3 separate regions of the Homo sapiens genome follow, and regions 1 and 2 are each linked to region 3. Evidence: chromatin loops called from intact Hi-C (ENCODE). Cell type or tissue: dorsolateral prefrontal cortex. All regions are shown on one strand. Each heading gives the region's core, and the rest is flanking DNA. Links, peaks and the distances in the headings are about the cores only. Region 1 overlaps KIRREL3 (kirre like nephrin family adhesion molecule 3). Region 2 overlaps KIRREL3 (kirre like nephrin family adhesion molecule 3). Region 3 has its middle 75 kb from the start of LINC02712.

The links. A loop is a pair of places that touch in the nucleus more often than their neighbours do. Peaks named below come from ENCODE experiments on the same cell type or tissue, not always from the same donor. Only the 100,000 strongest peaks of a DNase experiment are listed, where the experiment ranks them.
Region 1: it touches region 3 in a loop (3.0-fold over the local background); 24 of 110 quality-filtered maps call a loop at or near these places.
Region 2: it touches region 3 in a loop (6-fold over the local background); 17 of 110 quality-filtered maps call a loop at or near these places.

What each region holds. Positions count from the first base shown.
Region 1 is chr11:126,603,768-126,610,957 of GRCh38, forward strand. All of the region lies in intron 1 of KIRREL3 (kirre like nephrin family adhesion molecule 3), which reads right to left. KIRREL3-AS1 (KIRREL3 antisense RNA 1) reads left to right here. Exons shown (of 2, transcript NR_174952.1): 2 at 6,894-7,190. Among named protein-coding and RNA genes, the nearest start is that of KIRREL3-AS4, 45 kb to the right of the region's middle. RefSeq lists enhancers at 3,431-4,116, 4,117-4,802, 4,803-5,487. In dorsolateral prefrontal cortex, for the core only: CTCF peaks have their summits at 3,705 (motif pointing right) and 3,907; a DNase peak (open chromatin) is centred at 3,714; H3K4me3 peaks cover 449 bases; H3K27ac peaks cover 345 bases.
Region 2 is chr11:126,712,997-126,720,186 of GRCh38, forward strand. All of the region lies in intron 1 of KIRREL3 (kirre like nephrin family adhesion molecule 3), which reads right to left. Among named protein-coding and RNA genes, the nearest start is that of KIRREL3-AS4, 64 kb to the left of the region's middle. RefSeq lists an enhancer at 3,498-3,792. In dorsolateral prefrontal cortex, for the core only: a CTCF peak has its summit at 3,643 (motif pointing right); a DNase peak (open chromatin) is centred at 3,645; H3K27ac peaks cover 1,749 bases.
Region 3 is chr11:127,342,680-127,349,869 of GRCh38, forward strand. No RefSeq gene overlaps it. Among named protein-coding and RNA genes, the nearest start is that of LINC02712, 75 kb to the left of the region's middle. In dorsolateral prefrontal cortex, for the core only: CTCF peaks have their summits at 3,357 (motif pointing left) and 3,556; a DNase peak (open chromatin) is centred at 3,342; H3K4me3 peaks cover 372 bases.

The DNA of each region.
Region 1 (7,190 bases), core at 1,524-6,523, 740 kb before region 3:
ATGCTGGTAGCTCCGGATTGACCAGGGTTTCTGATGGGAAGGGATGTATGGGAGAAGCCAGGGAGTGGAGAGAGAACTCGTGTTCCCCGATACAAGGCTTTTTACCCATGTCTCCCCAAATAGCCCCCCCTCCTCCCACTAGCCCCGAGGCTGGAGATCAACATCATGGTCCCATCTTTAAGAGGAACCAGGATCTGTTTTGAGATGGCCAATCAGCCAAAGAATGCCATAATTCACGTTATCCATTCACTTTTCAGTTGACTTCCTTCCTTCCTTCCTGCTTTCCTTTCTTCCTTTTATCCTTCCTCCCTCCCTTCTATCCATTCAGTAATATTTACTGATAATCCTTCACATGAGGCCCGATGCTAGGCTGTGGAAATCAAAGATGAATAAGCAATAGCTTCTGTCCTTGTGCTATCTCCTCCGGGTGTCCAGTATTATGACCACTGTATTTCTGAACCGAAAACGAGGACGCAGAGCTGACAGGGGTGAGTGTACACGTGGGAATGGGCAGGAAGACCACCCTGAAGGTCTGAGGCATTCTGTTCCTAAGCTAGGATGAAACTGAGTATTCCATACATACTGGCTGCATTGCATTTTTGTCTAGCATTCTTTAATAAGAACAGTAAGAGCTGCCATTTGTTGAACATGTACCATGTGCCAGGCTTGTACAAGATAATGTGTATACCATATCTCATTTAGTCTTCACCACAGCCCTACAGAGAAATTCACTGTCCAGACAGGGAAACTGAGGACCAGGCCGTTCGCAGTTAGTGTTAGTACAGTCCTTCTTGGCCACTCTAAATCCTCTGCTGCCTCTACAGCTGGAGGGTTCTGATCCGTTGGCTTACAGGTGTGTCCTGTGGGCCACATGGGGGTGGGTGGGTGTTCACAGCACACTGCCTGGAGCCATGGTGCACACAGCAGGGGGTCTGAGGCTGCGCAGAATGGCCCACTTCTAAACAAGCGTGTCTGAGCTTTGCCAGGTGTCCATGTTTGGAACACAATAAAAGAGGAGGTCTTCGAAAGGAGGTGACTCAGAGAAGCAACGCTAGACTCACCCCAGAGCTGCAACCTGCTAACTTCACAGAGCCTCACAGCAGAATTATTTAACCCCAAGCCCCCTCTCCTCATGGGGACAAAAGAGAAATCAGGCTGATGCTATCTCCCTCATAGCACACTTAGGAGGAGCAAATGAAACGGCATATGTAAAAGTGCATTGTAAATTGCAAAGTGGCAGATGAGATTATTATTACTGCTTCCTTCACCTCAACAAAGACCCATAATCACAGACAATGCATCGAGCCTGGTGAGGGTGTGGCCTTTCTTGGCCCTGCCCTTTCTCCTTGGCTCCTCCCACGCTCTTGGCTTTTCTCCTGGATTCCCTGCTCTCCCATCTGCAGCAGGTTGGGGCCCCATGGATAACTATATCTAGGGACCGACTCCTGGGATCTTACCAAGTCACATTTGCAGTTGGTGCCTCCTTAGTCACTGCCAGGATTCCAGGCAGGTATAATGTGCTGCACTTAATGTAGAGGATCAGGGTCCCAGTGAGCAGCTTCATCTTCAGGCGTCGGGAGTGGGAGCAATGGAGCACCCATGGTCTCCAGGTCTCAGGCCACTTGGGTCTGGGATTTGAGGCTCAGGGGGAGGAGTCCTGCGGTGACTGCTGTGAAGTGGTGTGGGGGCTCAGGATGGGACCTACTTCATGGGACATGATGGATGAGACTCAGGATGCCAGGAGGGAGGCACAGCCCACACTTAGCAGCTTGGCGCACGCAAATAGGAGCTCTGCTCACAGCCTGTGCTGGGCACTTCATTTCCCAGAGACAACCGGCGCGTTTTAATAATGTCTACTTGGGTTAATGAAAGTTGTCGGTTTCACTTAATAAATACATTGCCATTCTTGGCCACACATATCCGTCATGCTGGGCCTGGAGCTGTGCGTCCCGCCTGAGTTGAGTAGGGATGCTGGGAGTGGGAATGGGGTGGGGAAAGCATGGGGCATATGGGTAGAGAGTGAGGTCTGGAGGGCATGGGACATGGTCCCTCTTGGGAGTTAAGCAGAGGGAGTCCTCTCATTGCATCTTTCCTCTGGGATCAAATTAGAGGCACAAAGGGCAGAAGGGAACCTTGGAGGTTCCTCCTGTTCATTCTCTGCCTCAGGGAAGTGACACACAGAATGGCCCCTTTGGCAGGGAGCAGTGAGCCATAGTGTGGTCCAGAGGGACGCAGGCCATCTTGGGAAGGAATCCCAGTTGACCACTCATTATCTCTGTAACTAAGTCAATTATTCAATCTCCCTGAGCCTCCATTTCTTCAGTAAAATGGAGCTAATAATCATATTTGCTTCATAGAGCCTGTTTCGAGCATTCCAGCATAAGCCATGGGAAGCTCTTAGCAGGCACCCAGCATCTAAAGCACTCAAATCAGAGTCACTAGTATTATTAATGTTAAAATATTATTTTTATGAAGGCACAGTTTAGTATGGTGTTTATGAGAGTGGATCTGGAGTGTGGGTTTGGATTTCGGGTGTATCACTTACTAGCTGTGTCACTCTGGAGAATTTATGTAGTCTTTCTGTGTTTCAGTTTCCAAGTCTGTAAAATACGGGGAAATAATACCTAACTCATGGAGCTGTGAGGAGTGAGCAGATTATGACATGTACATCCTTTGGAACACAGACCCAATAAATGTTAAGAATTATTAAGTTGTCGATTTCACAGGGCCATGGGGGAGGGAAGTCCGGGCTCTCTGGGAACTGCCTTCCACATTTCCCCACCTTAGGGTGGTCTCCAGACCACATCCCAGATGACCTTACACACCCCAGGGGTTGATACCAGGCCGAGACCCTCGACATTCCAGGGAGGGAACCGGAGGACTCCAGTCAGTTTCCAAGCTGCATAACTTGGTTCAAGGTTGGCAGTGAGGGGAGAGACCCAGGGGAGGGATCATGCTTAACATTCTTGGGACATTCTCCTTGAACTCTGCAGGGGCCTTAAAACATCCCTAAGTGCCATACCTCTACATGCTGGCCTTCTTCTGCACTCTTTTTTTCTTTCTTTAAAAGCTTAGACTGATTAAAGATGGGAAGGGATTTGGGGGGTCAAGGGAGGACTCTGGATGGGAAAGGGGAGAAGCTCAGATGATGGGAAGGGGCGGGGGTGGCCAGGCAGTGCTTTCTAGCTGAAGTAAGCAGCTTTGGAACCTGCCTATCACATGGCCGGGTATTCCAGGGTTTTTAAATTGCATGCCACATGTTTATCCTTATTAAGCAGTTGTTCTCTTCCAAGGGGCTCTCTCTGGCAGCCAAGAACCAACCACAGGGCTTGTCGTGGGGCTTATGAGTAGCTAGGGCCTCCCAGGAGGTCGTCAGAGTGGATGGAGGGGCAAAGCCAGGAAAATACCTGGGGGCTTCCACTCCCTAAACCCAGGGAAACGATGGAGTAGCTGAGCCGAGATTGGCTCACCTCCTTGTACAGGAAGAAAAACTGCGGCCAGAGGGGCAAGGCGAGGAAGTCGCCATAACACATTTGGTGTGGTTTTGGGCAGACAGAACGGGTTTCTTATGGCTGGGGCTGCTTTCTAATGTGAATATGAGTACTCTTGGCTGGGAGAGGAAGGGCTGGAGGAGAGATCAGGAAGGAGAGATCCACATCTGGCTCCGAGCTGACTCTCGGTGACCATGACCACCTCCTTCCACTGGAGGGAGCAGCCTCTCCGCAGGTGGGGCTGTCCCTCAGGAGCAGGAACTGGGCTCCCGCTGGAGAGAAGCAGCGCTCCACGTTCAAAGACCATTATTGCCATTATTAATTGATCGCTGTTATTATCATGTAGGCATTAAGTGGCTTCCTCTGCCCTTTGAGTTGTAACACTTAGGGCAGCTGCTAGCGAGGACAAAACAAAGCTTCCCTACTGCAAGAGCTTTATCTGGGTCCCTGCTGCTGTGTGGCCTTCTGCAATTAGCCATTTTACAGATGGAGAAACTTAGTCCTAATGATTTGCTGAAGGGCCGAGTTGCTTAGCCCTGCAGGGTACACAGATGAATAGGGAGCGTTGCTGAGCACTTGCAATCAAGACAGAGTTGCCACCCACTGCAAGGACGAACATCACTACTGGGTCAGCTCTGCAGCTGCAAGTCTGGGGAAAAGGGATCCACCCAGGCACTAGGGCAACTGCTCAGCCCCATCGCAGCAAGGGCCCGAGGAACGAGCACGTCAGCTGTCTCCAGGGCCTTTCTCATCATCTCCCGTGCCTGCCGTGCTGTCTCTTACCAACCCAGGAGGGAGGGTTGGTGGCTGCTGCTCCATCCTCACCCTTTAGACCACCCCACAGGTGGGACAGGGTGGGCCCAGGTGGAGTCTGAGCTGGGTGCCAATTCCAGGAATGCAGCTGGAGGTGGGGGCGGGCCATGGTGGGCCAGGACAGGTGGGAGAGAAAAGCAGGAGGCAGCTGAAGGGGGCGGTCTCAGAAGCCCCCGCTGGGAGCCTCCTATCCACCTGGCAGGCGTTTGGAACAACGTGCTGAATAACAGCAGCATTTGTGAAATCTAATTAGTGCAGGCCCAACTTCTGACTTCCTGTGCGGGGGCTCCTCCTCTAGCCCCAGGCTATCGAGCTGAATTAAGCTGCCTAAGATCACCTCATTAAATTCACTAACCTTGCTTTTCCACCAGGTTTAGCCCCTGGTGCCCTTCCTCTGTCTGTGGGAGGTGCGCGTCTGGCATTCCTCCAGTGCGTTCCCAGGCAGGTGTTTTGAGAAACTCCCCTCCTCTTCCCTCCTCTCCCCTCCCCAAATGGCTCCCTTAATCACGAGCTGCTTTCTTCTGAGCTCAATAATCACCCTGGACTAATCCATACACAAAATCCTGTGGCTGCAGTAGGAGCCCCCTTCCCAGCCCTCCCTGGCTAAGGGATGGTGGTCCCAGAGGCACTGAGGACTCCTCCTGGAGGCAGGCAGGGGGCTGTCCAGAGGCAGAGCATTGGGCCTGCTGGCAAACTGCTAACTGGCACAGGTGACTTGCATTTCCTGGGGCCTAACTGCTGGGAGTGCACTTCTGGAGTGGAGATGGGCAATGGGGATGCCTGATGAGACCTATGTCCAGGACAGGAGGGGAGGGGATGGAGAAGCAGCTCTGGAGCCCAGCTTGCTGTTAGCCCTGAGAAACAAGTGACTTCCTGTGGGTCAGAGTACAGGGTGGGTAGCAGAAACAATCAGGCCAGAGGGGTATTTGTTGCAGAAGAGAAATGTGATGCAATTAGTATGCTAGGAGAATGGAAAACTAACCCGGAGACAGGGCTAAAGTTACTGCCCACTCAACTCTGCATGGAATTGTGCTGAATTGAGGAGCACTGCAGCGAGACCTGACCACCGCCCAGCCCAGGTTGGGTTTGTTTTCCCCGCTCTGAGACCGGACCTCAGGAAAGGGGTGCGGGGAAGGTTGGGTTCAGAAGGAGAGACTCTCCAGCCACACCTGTGAAGCTCCAGGCAGTTTCCCTAATGTCTCTCCTTAGCCTCTTGCAGAGAGGGCTAATGTATGTCTTCCCCCCGGGCTGGTGGCTGGGTTAATTGGACCTTGTTTATGTAGCATCTATTATTTATGATTTCCTTTCGTCTCTCCTGAGTATGACAACTGTGGTTAAGCAACCAGAGTTATTCCTGCCTCGGGACATGTATGAGGACGGTCTCCTTTGCAGCCTACCTGAAGTGAATGTGAGGCCGAGAGGCTTCGTGAAAGGTTAAGTGGGTGGGGGACCTGCTGGGAGAGAGGGGCAGGGGAATGTGCCTGAGATCAGACAGCCTTGCACTAAGCTCAGCTCCTTTCTGGGGGGACCTCCGATGCATGCTCACTTGTATAAAATCTAACTGGAACTGGGATCGTGTTCTGGGGGTTCCGAACTTTGGCTGCATATTGGAATTATCTGAGATGTCTGAAAAACCTGACAACCAGAGATTCCAGATTAATCGGTATGGGGGTGTGGCTACAAGGTTTCAGAGCTCCCCAGTATTCTAATATACAGCAAAAGTTGAGAGCCACTCGCAGCTCCAGCACATTCTTACTGTGTCAGTTTTTTTCTGTTGATTATGAACAACAGCAGCTAACATTAATAGAACCTGATGATGCGATAGGCACCGAGATAAGAATTTTATGTGGATGACTTCAACGAATCCTCAGAACAACCCAATGTTGTTGGAAGGTGCAATGATCATCTTCCTTTTACAGATGAAGAAACTGAGGCTCAGGGAGGTTAAGTAAATGAGGCCGAAGTCACACATTGTTTCAGTTACAAAGTTAGGCCTGACCTGACTCCAAAATCTGTGCTGTTAACTTTTTTTTTTTTGAGACAGAATTTTGCCCTTTCACCCAGACTGGAGTGCAGCAGCAAGATCTCGGCTCACTGCAACCTTCGCCTCCCAGGTTCAAGCGATTCTCCTGCCTCAGCCTGCCGAGTGGCTGGGATTACAGGCATGCACCACCACGCCTGGCTAATTTTTGTATTTTTAATAGAGATGGGGGTTTCGGCATGTTCGTCAGGCTGGTCTTGAACTCCTGGTCTCAAACAATCTGTCTGCCTTGGCCTCCCAAATTGCTGGGATTACAGGCATGAGCCTGCTTGTCTGAACTGTAAGAGGATTTTAACAGTTTCCCAAGCAATGCTTCATATTCACAAATGAACACATTAGGCTCAAGGACAGAAGGGACATACTTAGGATGATAGACTAACCTGGCCCAGCCTGCAACCTCATGGGAATGTGGGATAATGAGAGAGAATGTTTGCATTGGAGGTCTGTGGGCGTAGAGCACTCAACAAATGCCAGGCACTGGGGCTATAATCACATGGGGAGAAGGAGCCAACCGTGCATGTCTGAAGCAGGTATTCTCTTCCCTGCAGGTGCCAGGACTACAGACAGGGCAACGGAGAGCAGGGGCTTGCTGGAGAAATCCATCCTTCCCTGGGATCTCTTGGAGGGCTCTCCATCTCTCTTAGAGCAGTTTCTTTCTTAGACAGTTGAAGCTGCCTCAGTGGTCTCCCCAGATCATGCAGGTCGGGGCAGAAGCTTCTCACTCAGAGAACTGAGAATATCATTTTTCACAGAAGTCTAAGGTGGAATTTAGACCAAGATATTCTTGGCCTTAGCAGTTTGACTCGGGCGGGGGTTTGAAGCTGGAACTTTTCAACATACATCTC
Region 2 (7,190 bases), core at 879-5,878, 630 kb before region 3:
GTGCTGGGTGCTAGGTTCCTCATCTCAGGGAGCTCAATCTCTCATAGGAGTGGCAGATAGGTAAATAGCTATAACAAAGTGTGAGAAACCTGAAACTGAGGAAGCACAGGGGGCTGTGGAAGCCCACATTGCTGATTCCTAACCAAGAGCGGAGGAGTTGGGGCTGTGAGGATGAATGGTCTGAGAAGGCCATTTAGGGTACGGACTGATGCTGGGATGTGCAGAAAGGGAGAAAGGAGGCTCCATGCAGAGGTCACAGCCCATGCAAAGGCCTGGAAGCCAGAGAGAGCCTCATGCATTTAGGAAGTAGCGGACAATAGGCAGGGTAGCATCACTGAAGCAAAGCAGGTGGGCCAAGGTGGGGAGGGGATGAGGGCAGGGCTAGGGGCAGGGCCCCAGATGTGAAGCGCCTTTTATGCCATTCTTAGAAGTTTGGACGTCCTCATGGAGGTAAAGGGGAGCCCCAGGATGCCTCAAGGTATGTAGGAAGATGGGGCAGGAGGCCATTGCAGAGACCCAGGTAAGAAACGATGAAGGCCTGGGACAGGGCTGCGCTGCCTGAGGTGATGAGGAGGGAAAGACTCCAGGCTTATTAGGAAGTAGACGCAACAGGCTCTGGTAACTGACAGGAGTGTACATTCTGCAGAGGGCGACAGACATTCAACAACAAATGACACAATCAACTATGCAATTACCATGGTGATAAGTGTGCTGAGGGAGAGTGGAGGGTGTGGGGTTCCGTAGGGGGATCTGACCTGGCCAGAAGTGGGCGAGACCTCCTTGAAGAGGTGATGTTCAACCTGAGGCTGACGGGCGAGGAGGAAATATCCAGGTGAGGTGTTGAGTGGGGAGCACGGAACAGCATCTGAAAATGGGTTGCAGGGGGAGCACAGTGCTTGGAGGACCTAAAAGACCAGTCTGGCTAGATAGGGCAGGTCAGCTAAGGACTGCAGACCAAATTTGATTCCCTGACTGTTTTTGTAAAGGAGGTTTTGTTGGAACACAGCCACGCCCTCTGCATTCGTATTGGGTAGAGCAGCTTTTGCATCACATAGGGCCAGGGCTGGGGAGGGGAAAGGGAGGTGCCCAGGGTGCAATACTGAAGAAGACCCTCACTCCCAGGCTGGTGCACAAGCCACAGCCCGGACAGTCAGTGCCTCCCTCAATTTTGTACCTAGAGCACCTTACCTGCCTTACACAGTTCTGGCCTCTCTGCCACAATACAATGACATAATCAATGGAGGAGTTGCAACAGAGACCTTCTGGTTGCAAAGCTTAACGTATTTACTCTCTGGCTCTTTGTAGAAGCATGTAGACCCCTGGCTTAGAGCAGCATAAAGAGGGGAGCGTGTGGCCCAGGCCGAGCCCTGATACTGTTGCAGCTCTGGCCACAGCCCCTTAGCATTCAACTAGACATGCAGAAGAAACCTGTGCTAATGCCTGCGATTCTCTGTGGGACAGCGGGTGTGATGGAGTCACGGAGATGTGATGGGGGGCATTTGGGAACATGCTCATTCTGTCTTGGGCAAATGGCATGTGCTGGAGAGTTTCCGCCCTGGGAGGCAGCCCTCTACACATGATAGGTATGGGGCTGGTGGGGATAAATGCCCCAATTTCCTCACTTCTCCTTGGGGAGAATGCCACGTCCCAGAGTTGCACGGTGGGCTGACTGCCAGTTGCACACAGTGGTATCTACATGATGATGAATCCTTTACTGGCGTCTTTCCTTCCTTTCCTACTCACTTCCTCCCTCCCCTACCAGGGTTTCCTGGGATCGCCCCCTGAAACAAACTACTTGCATTTGAATCCTTGTCTCTGGGTCTGCTTTGAGGGAAGATGTGGGATATCCCTGAGCTGCCTGAGGTGGGGGCTTATGTACCAAATCCCACCATAGAGAAGGAGGCCCCTGCTGGGTGATCAGCGGAGTTTTACTTACATGAACTTTCCTCCTGCTTCCCCATCCCAGGCACCCGAGGCGTCAAGCCACAGGGTGAAGACTCAGGCTTCATCTTTTTCTCAGATTCTAAACTCACACCCCACCTTTCTGTGTGGCTGCATGGCTGGGGACTCCATCCTCCTAATGATCAGGTTCTTGTGCAAGCCTGTGACACTTTCACCTTGTGACAATGCCCAGACAACTAATAGAGTCTCTGTTTTGCCACCGGATAATTGTTTATTTCCTCTTTCAAGGGAACTGTGTAGAGGAAGAAATCAGTTGAGAAAAACAGTCTTGAGCTACTCAGGCTATCCCCATCTATTTTGTGGGGGAAGAAAACTATTCAGCATTTTCAGGTTCCTTCCTTTCAGATCTTCCCAAAGATCTCAGTGCACAACCAGGGCTGGTCTGGGACAGTTGCTGTGCTTCTGCTCTGCCCTGGCCAGCCTCTGAGGGGGTCTCCAAATTAAAATGCAAGTTTTAAGTCAGTGCTCTCCTTTCCTGGGGATTGTTGACAGCTCAAGACCACATGGGCTCATCACTGTGATCTTAAGGAAAGAAATGATCAGGGCAAATGGCTCCAAATGAAGATGAAAAAGCTTTTACAGTGACAGGGAAGAAATATTGCAGGCTGCTTGAGAAAATGCAGTTTGGGAATATAGGAGAACGTGGACCATTTTGCAAATCAAAAACAAGAGGAAAAGGGACTACAGCACGTGAAACATACTAAAGAGAAGAGCAAAAATGAGATTAGAAATAAAAGAAGGGCAGGCAAAAGGAGGAAAGAGAATGCGGGGGAGGCAAACATCAGAGAGACTGCACAAGAGCAAGAGGGAAGACAGAGAATGTTCAAACACCATCCACGATGAACACGGTTGCAGAGAGGCCAGTGTTCCACCGTCAAGAGCGCAGAAAAGCCCTTGGTGCTCCTCTGAAGAATGCAAGAGCAATCTGCAGTGTTATTGACTAGTGGAAAAATGGCTCCTCTCTGACTTAGCACAGGATGCAATTTATCTTCAGAGAGTACCCTCCATACACCCAATGTTAGTTCTTAGGCATGAGGTTGGGCAGGAGAAGGGCGGAGGAAGAGGTGTGGGAAAAGAGGCAGACAGGGAGGTGAGGGGGAATGTGGGAGGTGATGAGAAAGAAGGAAAAAGAAGAAAGGAGATGGAGAGAGTGATAGGGAGACAGGAGGGGAGAAGGAGGAACAGATAGGAGGGAGCTATGAAAGAAAGAGTAAGGTTAGAATAAAGATTTGGGAAGGAGAGGGAGGCGGAGGAAGAAAGAGGAAGGGAGGGAGCTGGAGAGCAAGATTTTGAAACTCTTAAACTAAGAAGAGCAAAGCAGCTAATATGTATGGAGCACCTGCTAGGTGTCACGCATTGAGCTAGGTGTCATTTCATTATTATTTGATCTCATGCTAACACCACCTTGGTGTTATCTCCCTCATTTTTATAGGTGAGGGATGGGTGCTCTGAGTTTCAATAACTTTGCCCAGAACCACAGCGTTGAGGCTGTAGGGAGGTTAGGATTGGAGCTCAGGGGACAAAGCCTGTTTCAGATGACACAGGTCAGCCACATCCCAGGGAAACAGGAAGGGACTGACTTTTATGGATCTCTAGCTCCCATCTAAGTGATACTGATGGAGCACAGAAGATTCCTGGGGACACTCACTGTGGCCTGTGAAAACCTGGGCCTCCAAACACCAGGGGGAGCTATCACCCTGGAAGAAACAGCCAAATGCATCTGAAAACTGGCCATATCAGTCAAAGAAGGTATTTACTAGCCTGAGTGTGAGTGTGAGTGTGTGTGTGTTGGGGGGGGGGGGAAGTGTGGGGGAGAGTAACAGCTGATTCTTTCTAGCTGATTTTCATTTTATACTGGACCTCATCTAGATGGGATCCACCCATTATTTGCAGTGGGTGCCTGTTTTGTTTCCTTTCCCCTGCTTGTTGGCTGCTGACTCATTTGCCCTGGTTACCTGGGAAGGCGGGAATGAGCCTAGGGCAGGCATAGAGCTCAGCGCATCCAAGATGATTTGGTGCGTTTTTGACAGATGAATGACCAATGGGAGGATGAACACGTGCTTGAACTGGAAGGGTTCTGGAAGAAGCATTTGATTCTTCCTCACCCAGGTCAGATCACCATCTCAAACATCACTTTAAAACAAAGAACGCCACAAAGGGAGATTTCTTTGCCTTCCTTAGACCTTCACGCTGGTCCTTACCTTCAAGGCTGTCCTCGCTGGACTTTAGCTGTTGAACCCACTGGCATCCTTTCGGAAGCCTGAGGTTGGGAGTTAGGAGAGAAGCTAATTATTCTATGGTGTCTTGGATATGCTAACAATAACAGCTCCCGTCCAAGGCTGTCATGTTATTTAATGAAATAGTGGAAGCGTGATTATAGTTTATAAACTCAAGTACTTTGACAGTGGTCACTGCTCTGAAGGTGCCACTGTTGTACAAGTGGCTATGTGAACCAGCAGTGATAGAATGTCCCAGCTGTTGGCTATGCCTTACCCTATTACCCTAGATCTATTGACTCAGATGCTTTGAAAGTTCTCGCGGGGAACTGTTCCTTGTAGACTCTGCTCAGGCAGGTTGGCGTGGCCAGGCTTGGGAATGGCTGTCACCACACACCTTGTCCTCCATCCTCACTCATCTCTGTCCTCCTGCTGGCCAGTCACCCCCACCTAGTGGTTCTCGTCTGTTTTAATGAGTTCAGAGTCATTGCCAAACTAAGTAGTCAGCTTCCATCAGTGCTATTCTTCATGTTGAGCCACAACATAAAACACTTTATTGCAATTACAAATAGCAAAATTATTTTCTGCCGAGCCTCAGCATCTGAACTTAATGGCATGCTGTAATGCCACCCTGCGCTGATGTGTGGCATATCTAATATCCATCTTTCTTAGAAATAACAGTGTTCAGAAATTAGAAGGGACTTTAGCAGTGAAATAATTAATGTGGATAACCATCATAAACGGCACAAATGGAACAAATACAGATGGTAGTGAGCCGTGATTGCTAATATGCTAACCTGTTTTGACAGAACTCTACATTTTTTCATTGGGAGGTTCATGGATAGAAGTTAAAATATCCCTTGCCTCATGACAAGAGCTTTGTCTTTCTGGGTAAGAGATTCAATGATCTCCTACCTGGGCAAGGTAGCATCACCGGAATTTGCGCTGAGAGGAGGGCTTGCATCCCAGCTCTGGGCTCTCTCACACCCTTCCATCTCCTGCAGCCACATTTCTGCCCTCTGCCTCAGGCTCAGGCAGGCGGGCCCACCCAGAACTGCAGCCAGACACCCACCTCTTCTGTGCTATGGCTCTGAGGGAGGGGCAGGGGCTCCCTGGCTGGGCTCACTCAGTGGGAAGCAGCTCTTTGAAGATCCTAGCTGCATGCAGGTGCAAGTTGCGGAACCCAACTCCAAGAGGCTGCACGGAAATGAAAAATTGCCATAGAAAGATGACTCACCAAATCACAGACACTAAGCTATTGAGACAAATATAAGGACGAGGGTGTTTGGGGGCACTGGAAACACTTGGCTGTGCCTGCTTTTGGCCCTGCTGGCCTTTAAGCAGCATTAGCAGCAGAAGGGCCATCCAAGTTTCTCTGGATGAGTCAGAGGTCCTCAGAGAAATGCTGGAGGGCAAACTGGGGAAGGAAGGTAGAAAGGATCTAGCTTTAACTTATTAAGGATAAGTGCTGTGCTTTACACATATTTTATTTACTCTCAATAATAATCATTTGCCGTGGGCATGGTAAGTTAATATTTAAGATGGGGAACCTAAGAATTAGACAATAAGTGATTTGCCAAGTTCACCAGGGGCAGGGAAGCTATGGGCAGAGCGGCTAGGGATTAGGGTCACACCACCCCGGCCAGGAGCCCCATTGATACGATACAGGGGGCCTCACTGAGTCTTTCTGCCCCAGGAAGCCAAGCCCTCCTCTCTGATGCTGAATCCCAGCCCCCTTCTCCCACTCAAGGGCGTTGATAGAAACCTTTGTCTCCTTTCCCTCCAGAGTCATCATTCCCCCTTTATTTAATCATCTTCTTACAAATATGCTGTAATATCTCTAACTTTTTTAAAATGGAGAAGCCTTTCTCATGTTTGTTTTCCTCCTGCTATACCTCCTTTGCTGTGTTCTCTTTTACAGAACTCAGAAGAGCTGTCTCTCACTGTCTCCTTCATCTAGACAAACGCATTTCCCTTCATTCCGACACTCGGTAACCCACTTATTCTGGTTTTGTCTCAAATCTAAAAATACGCCACTGAAACGGCTTCTTCCTAAATTACCAATGACTCCATGTTGACAAATCCAATGGTCAACTCCTTGTTGACACAAATGGCCAGCTCTTCTGTTTGAACGCCTTCTTCTCTTAGCCTCTGGGAGAGCAGTCTCTTACGGGTCTACTCTTACTCACAGCTACTCCTTCTCCATCTCCTTTGCTAGTTCCTCCCCATCTCTATTATTCCCAAATGTTGGAGGACCTCAGGGCTTCTCCGAGCTGTCTACATTCACTGCCTAGGTGATCTTACTTAGTCCCATGGCTTTCATTCCACCCGCATGCTGAAGTCTACTTCCTTGCTGGGCATTTCCATTTGAACATCTCTTAGGTTTCTAAAATGTAACTCATCCACAGCCAACTCCTGCCTTCACCACACAGCCCCTCCCGCTAGATCCTGTCAAAATCATCCCTATCTCAGCCAATGGCAACTTATCCTTCCTTTTGCGACTTCTAAGGCCACAACCTTAGAAGTCATCCCTGATGCCTTTCTCTAATACTTTATCTTTCAATCTTTTATCCAGAAAATGACCACTTCTTACAACCTCTGCTGCCCCCACCCTGGTCCAAGACAGCATCACCTTGCATCTGTTGAGGCTCCTGAGAGACGCCCTGCTTCTTCCCTGCTTCAGCCTCTTCTTAACCCAGTGGCCACAGCCATCCTTACGCAATGTAGCAATGTCAGTTGGATCTGATCGCTCCTCTGTCCAAACTTCTGATGGCTTAGGGTCAGGGTGTGGTCCCTCTGCCTCTGATTTCAGCTCCTACTCATCCCCCTTTGACTCATCTGCTTCAGCTGAACTAACCTCCTTTCTCAAGCCAACCTGCAGGCTCCCTCTTCAGCTTCTTGGTCCTTACTATTTTTCCTGCCTCTTGACTTTGTCTTATGTTTCTTCATTGAACTTATTGCCTGACACAGCATATATTTATTTGTAAATTGTCTGAGCTCCCACTTGAATGT
Region 3 (7,190 bases), core at 895-5,894:
CCGTTTCTACTAAAAATACAAAAAATTAGCTGGGCGTGGTGGCACGTGCCTGTAGTCCCAGCTACTCGGGAGCCTGAGGCAGGAGAATCACTTGAACCAGGAGGCAGAGGTTGCAGTGAGCTGAGACTGCACCATTGCACTCCAGCCTGGGAGACAGGGTAAGACTCCTTCTGGGAAAAACAAAAAAAAAAAAAGAGAGCTATCTCCAAGTAGAAATCATGCTGGGGATGGTTTAATAAATGCATGTGTTTTATGTCTTAAATACAGTTTTAAAAGTGATCAGAAAGTTAATTTTCTTAAGTAGTGTTAACATACCTCCTTTGAGTGTTTGGGAAGCTGCGGCATAGCAGGTGGGCATGTAGTCTTTGAAAGCAGACAAATGACTTTTCAAATTTTTATTCCTCCATTCATTAGCTCTTTCATCTTGAGCATTTTACTTAGCTGTTCTAAATGCCCATTTCTCATCTTTAACCTGAGAATAATAAAACCCAACCAACAGGAGACTTACAATAATTCCATGAGATAATGTAAGGTGTCTGTCCCACAAGAGTGTGCACAATTCATTTTCTTTGAACTTTTCCCCCACAGAATAAAATGTGCTTCCCTTCAGACACATCAAGTTGATGTCATTTGATCTCTTGTCAGCAGGAATTGTATTTAAATTTTTTAATTTTTAAATTAGCATGCAATCAAATCGAATCTATGAATGTTACCATATTTATAGATTGATATAACCACAGAATGCATAACAGTTACATCTCCGCCAAAACACTCCCTTGTGCTATTACTCTGTAGCCTCCCCATACCCCTAATTCTTGGCAAACACTGATATATCCTATATCTCTACAGGTTTGTCTTCCTGAGACTATCATATACATGGAATTATGCCCTGTATAAACTTTTGAGACTAGCTCCTTTCAGGTCATATAATGCCTGTGAGATTCATCAAAGTTGCATGTGTCAATGGTTTGTTTCTTTCCATTGCTGAATGGTATCTCATTGTATGGATGTGTCACCGTTTGCTTATCTATTCACTCATTAAAAGACACTTGAATTGCTTCCAGATTTGGCAACTATGACTAGAGCTGCTATGAACATTCGATGTACTGGTTTTTGTATGAATACAAGTTATTATATCTCTAAGACAAAATACCCAGGAATAGAATTTCTGGGTCATATGGTAAATATTTGTTTAGCTTTATAAAGCCTGACAAGCTATATGTGTTCTCACTAGCTACATATGCTCTGTGTCCTCACTAGCACCTAACGTTATCAGGATGTTTTATTTTAGCCATTCTAAAAGGCCTAGAGAGGTGTCTCACATGGTTTTAATTTGCATTTTCCTAATGGCTAGTGATATTGATAATCTTTTCCTGTGTTTCTTCATTTATTTATTTATTTATTTTTGAGAAAGAATCTCACTCTTTTGCCCAGGTGGTAGTGCAATAGCGCGATCTCGGCTCACTGCAACCTCTGTCTCCCAGGTTCAAGTGATTCTCCTGCCTCAGCCTCCCCAGTAGCTGGGATTACAGGCACACACCACCATGCCCAGCTAATTTTTGTATTTTTTTTTTTAGTAGAGACGGGGGTTTCACCATGTTGGTCAGGCTGGTCTCGAACTCCTGACCTCGTGATCCGCCTGCCTCGGCCGCCCAGAGTGCTGGGGTTACAGGTGTGAGCCACTGTGCCTGGCCTCTTCATTTATGTTTTAACCATACATGTCCTCTTTTAAGTAAAGGGTCTGTTCAAGGTTGTTTTTTTTTTTTTCATGTTTGTTTTTTGCCTATTTTAAAATTGGGTTGTTTGCTTTTTACTGTTGAAATTGTGTTACCTGTTAATTTGAGAGTTAACCTCTTTATCTTATTAAGTCTTCTAATCCATGAGCACTGTATGTCTCTCCATTTAGTACGTTCTTTTATTTCTTTTATCAGAATTTTATAATGTTCAACCTGGAAATACAGTGTAAGTTATGTTACTTTTATAACTAAGTATTTTGTGTTCTTTTAAAGCTATTGAAGACTTTTCTTTTTGAGTTCTGAAATTTCATTGCCATTATATAGAAATATAATTTGGTTTTGTATGTTGACTTTGTGAAACTCATTTATTCATCCCAAGAGCTCCTTTGTCGTTTTCTTGGGACTTTTCTACATACAGAATTACGTCGTCTGTGAGTAGGGATAGTTTTATTTTTTTCCAGGCGTCTCCTAAAGTGTTATCTGTCCAAGGTTAATGACCACCTCCTGGTTTTATGCTACTGTGTGTCTACACTGAGAGAGAAAGGAGGAAAAATGTGAAATTGTCTGCCAGTTTCTTGGTACTTTAAATTTGTATCTTCTTTTCCAACCCTCCAGCTATTTTTTACCACTAGAGTCCTCAAAGAGATGCTCCATCCTTTCTGCACAGGTTTTACAGCTACATTCAACAGGAGAGACAATGTGAATTGTGCTTACCCATTTTACCTCAAACCAAAACCTAAGATTGATTTGGGACCATTTTTCTCCAGTAGTTAGAGTATATTTGTATTTCTCCATCCATACTCTGTTTTTCATTTCTGACCCTTAAGTTCCTTTTCTGACCTTAGTCCTAGATAGATAGCCAGGGTTGTGAGTATGAGGCATATCAGTGGAACAGAGTAAAACCAAGTGGATATTGAACACTGAGCTTTGGTTTCCTTAGCACTGTGCTCTCAAAAATTGAGTTAAATGAGTCTGGACACAGGACAAGAGAAAACTTTAACTCGGCTTATGTTCAGATTATTTCAAATGAGTGAGTTAATGAACCCCTTAAGCCACAGAAATTATCTGTATCAATTCACAAAACAGGAAATCAATGAACGCTTTCTTTGGCTGGCAAGTGTGGTTGTTGGAAATTCTGTGACATTTGCTTTTTAAAATGTGAGTGTGTGCGTGTGTTGCCAGCGTCGGTGACGGGCTGCAGCGAGAGGTGGCTTGGGGACCCAGTCAATGGAAAGAAAGAAATGGAGGAAAGTGGTGATGGGAGCCCTGGAGAGCTTGTTCTGACGGCTTTTACTGGTTTCATCGGGTTTCGTCTCTTGCTCTGGAGTCATCATGTAAACTTGGGTCTCTGGGAACATCTTTCCTTTCACAGTGATCTGGCTGATGAGGTTAAATCAATCTAATCCCATGAAACTGCCTGGTAGCTTCCTGCTGTTTCAGAATAAACTGTGGAAGAAAAGTCATCCCCGCCTTTAAGTTGCTGTCCTTAGTCGCAATGCATTCGGCGTTTTGGTAGCGACGCAAACACCAGCACATTTCAGGCATCGCTTTAATATTAATAATTCTTCCTATTCTCTCATTTCCACTGCACCCAGAGGCTCTAAGAGCTGGTCTGCAACACCGCCATCTGGTGGCTCCAAAGCTACATGGACGAAAAAACCAAAATCTTGCTGGTTTTTAGTTTTTTGTTGCTGCTGTTGTTGTTGTTTTGCAAGCCATTTCTTCTGCTGCTTTCAGTTGACTTAGGATGAACTTATGGCAGATTTGTGCATCATTTTATGCCTCTGCTCAAGCCATTTTTCTCTTCCTGGGGGCACATGCCCAGAGGCGTCCGAGGTCAAGAAGAAAGAAAACAGAGGGATTTGGAAAGCAGCAAGGGTTTCTGATAAGAAACTCTAAGAATTATAGAGAGAAAATGGTGCTACTGGGATGCATCTGATGTGAACGTAGTTGTATGAAGTTTCCTTGTCTTCTTGGGTAATTTCAGGAGTTTTTAGTCTTTACACAGACAATAGACAACATGTTTGAACTGGGAGATCTTTTTGCATTGACATTTCTGGGTTTTGGAGTCATTGGTAGAGAAAATGACTTCCACACCAAACTTCCCCCTGCTCAGTACCATGCCTTAGCCCCTTCTCCAGACTTAGCCCCTAAAAGTGCTTTGTTGTTTCATGTGTAATGATTTTTCCTTCTAAACAAATCTGGAGAGTTTTACTGTTCCCTGAAATTTTGAGTATTCTAGTTGAAAATGCCAAAATGAACACTAGCTGCTTCAGTAATCCTGATGGGAACATACGTTTGTAAGAAACAGGAATCTGCTGTGTTTTTATTTTACTCCTGTGGGCATCTCATCTTTCTCCCCAAGTTACTCACCTTAGGAATTCCTTTTTCATTTTTTTCCAATTTCTCCTTAATGTGATGTGTGTATATTTTTGTATGTATGTATACATGTGTGGGTGGGGTGTATGTATGTGTGTTATATATTCTCTTTACTAAACTTAAATTCCTGCATAAATAAGAAAAAAAAGAGGCACCTCTGCCTTTCAGGAGTGACTGTTCTTCAAGATTTTTAACTATGCCTCCAGGTTGTGTCCCCACCCCTCAGAATCTTGTCAATTAGAGCATTCACTGCAAGATCTGAAGACGTGGTAGCAAAAGCATCAGCATTGCTGCCTAGCTTTCTCCCCTTCATCATTTGTCCCGCAGTTGTCAACCAAGTTCAACCTATTTGAGAGTTGTCATAAAAGCCAGCTAGAAGCTCAGAAATTAGTGTTAATACAGCAGCCTCTTCACTCTAAGCAATGAAAAGAGACTGGTTATTGGGCAACAGAAAAGATACAGTGAAGATGAAATGGTACCAAATTATCTATATGCTGTATGACCAATCTCTGGACATTTGAGTATCAAAGTGATTTATTATTACACATGAACTTAGAAACATTTAAGGACAGAGACTAAAGCTATTTCATATCCTCCCCCTACCCCCTGCCATCCAAAATCTTAAGAACTTGGAAATTACATACTAGTTCACTCAAAAACATACATAGAGACTTAATGATCAGTTGGAACCCAAGTTCCAACTTTATTATAGTCAAATTCATGAAAAGTCTACAATTATCTGGATCACTGATAATAGTTGTATCAAGAATACAGAAGTAAAAGAAAAATTAAGGTTTCCTGACAATCCAAAATTATGTCACAGATCCCATTTACCAAAACTTACATTTTAGTTCTTCATTCATAGGTGAATTTCTTAAACCCATTGTCAATATACATAAATGACTTAATTTTCATAGAATTATCTCAATAAGTTTGGCCAAAACCACATTAGAGATACAAAGTTTGGCAGTGAAATTCTGGTTTAGGCAAACAAGCTTACAACACTAGGGCATTACAGGTAACAATTTGGGGAAATTTTTTTAAACACACAAAAATAAAATCAAGAAGTCAGCGTTCCAGTGGCCTGGGACATTTTGTATAGGAGTTAGTAGCCTCATCAATCACAATACTTCCAAGTATCGTAGGGTATTATAGCATCGCATAAAACATTAACTGCACCCCAGAATCTAGATTATGCTCTTCGTCCTCTGCTTGAAAGGCAATGAATATGTATGATATATTTTAGGGCTATTTCCACAACAAAATGGTTGAAAATATTAAAGATACATAACAGTGAAACCCTCTGCTTTACAGAAATAAGACATATTACTGATGTATTTCTGGCACCAGAATGGACCTGCTGAAGAATCCCAGTCACTATAAGTGTATAGGCAAAAATGTCTGACAGTAGCATGAATGTTCTTGAAAAATTGAATGTAAGTAGAACTGAAGGTAGGAGAAGAATGTTAATTTCATGGAGATGATTGTTAGTACAGAATTTGGGATAGAAAGGAAGTAATGGGAAGGAAGAGTGAAGAAAGGAGAGAATTAAAAACAAAGTCATATATTCATATACCATATTATTTATTAATTAAACAAATTTTACTGAATATCCCACAACAAAATCAAAAACAAATATTGGTCTCTGAGATAGTTCTAGCATCCAAATTTCTTGGCTAATCTCCTAAGTAAATAGCTTATTTTAAAGAAAATCAAAAGTCAGCGAACAAAAAGTATAAATCCAAAATGTGTGTGGGGGGAGCAATTTAGAACATTTTTAGACCCTTGTAACTCAAATTAGAATCTATGGATCGGTAGCATCAACTTCATTTGGGTGCTTGCTGAAAATGCACTTCCAGGAATTATCAACATGTGACTCGTGCAGTTACATAGGGCCTTATGCTCAGAAGGGCTCTGGGATTGGTTTAATATGTTGTTTTTGCCATCTTGAAATTCTTAATTTTTGAACAAGGGTCCCTGAATATTCACTTTGCACTGGACTCCACACACCATGTAGGCCCTGTGCAGGCTCTTGGGCCCCACATCTGAGCTGCTGAACAAGACTCTGAATTTTGTCTTCAGGTGATCTATCTCCCTGTGCCCTAAAATTTAAGAAACATTATTTTCAACCATAAAGAACAATTTTAATATGTAGTATTTTTTTTCTCTTGTATCACGTGTACCATTCACATGTTTTATTGTTCATTGCTCCTGCTTTAAGTTAGTGGGGGATTCACTTACATAACCTACTATACGAATGACCTTCATTGTTGGTATTTTGTGTAACTGCTGATGAATGTGTGTGTCTTCTTAACAGGTTTCTCCTTCATGAAACAAAGGGTGAGCACCATTTTCAGTTCAAAATGTGGGTAACAGGATGAAGTCAGAAAATCAGTTAAAATTGGAAGAAAAGGAAGAAATAAGAGGAAACTAAAGAAAGAAGGCCAAAGAAGAAGTGGAAAAGCAATATTGAAAGAGTGAGATTGTTAACATTGTTGTATCATAAAGAACTTGTGTTGTCTTTGTCTTGGGTTCTTGGCATGGAGTTTTTAAAATCTTTGGGATTTCCTAAGTGTTAAACATGTCTTTGTTTTTTATGAACATCTCGGATCACACCAGAGTGTAGGATAATGAGGTGATTCATAGCGGGCCCAATGATAGCTTCAGGAAGCGGGCTGGTCAACAGAAAGGACAACCGTGTGATTAGAAGGTTGGCCTTTGAGTCGGCCCAATCTCCAGGGAGAGGGGAGTGACTGGACTTAAAGTTCAATTACATGTCCAGTGGCTTAAGCAGTCATTCCTATGTAATAAAACCCAATAAAAACTCTGGACACTGAAGCTCAAGTGGAGCTTCCTGGTGGTGTGAATATGTTGATGTGACAAGAGGGTGGCAGACCCTGATTTCACAAGAAGGTTCAGAGCTCTGCATTTGAGACCCTCCCAGACTTCACCCTATATATCTATTTATTAAGTTGTTCCTGATTTGCATCTTTTATAATAATAAAAACGTAATAATAAGTCCAGCACTTTTGTAAGTTTTATGAGTTATTCTAGCAAATTATCAAACCTGAAAGG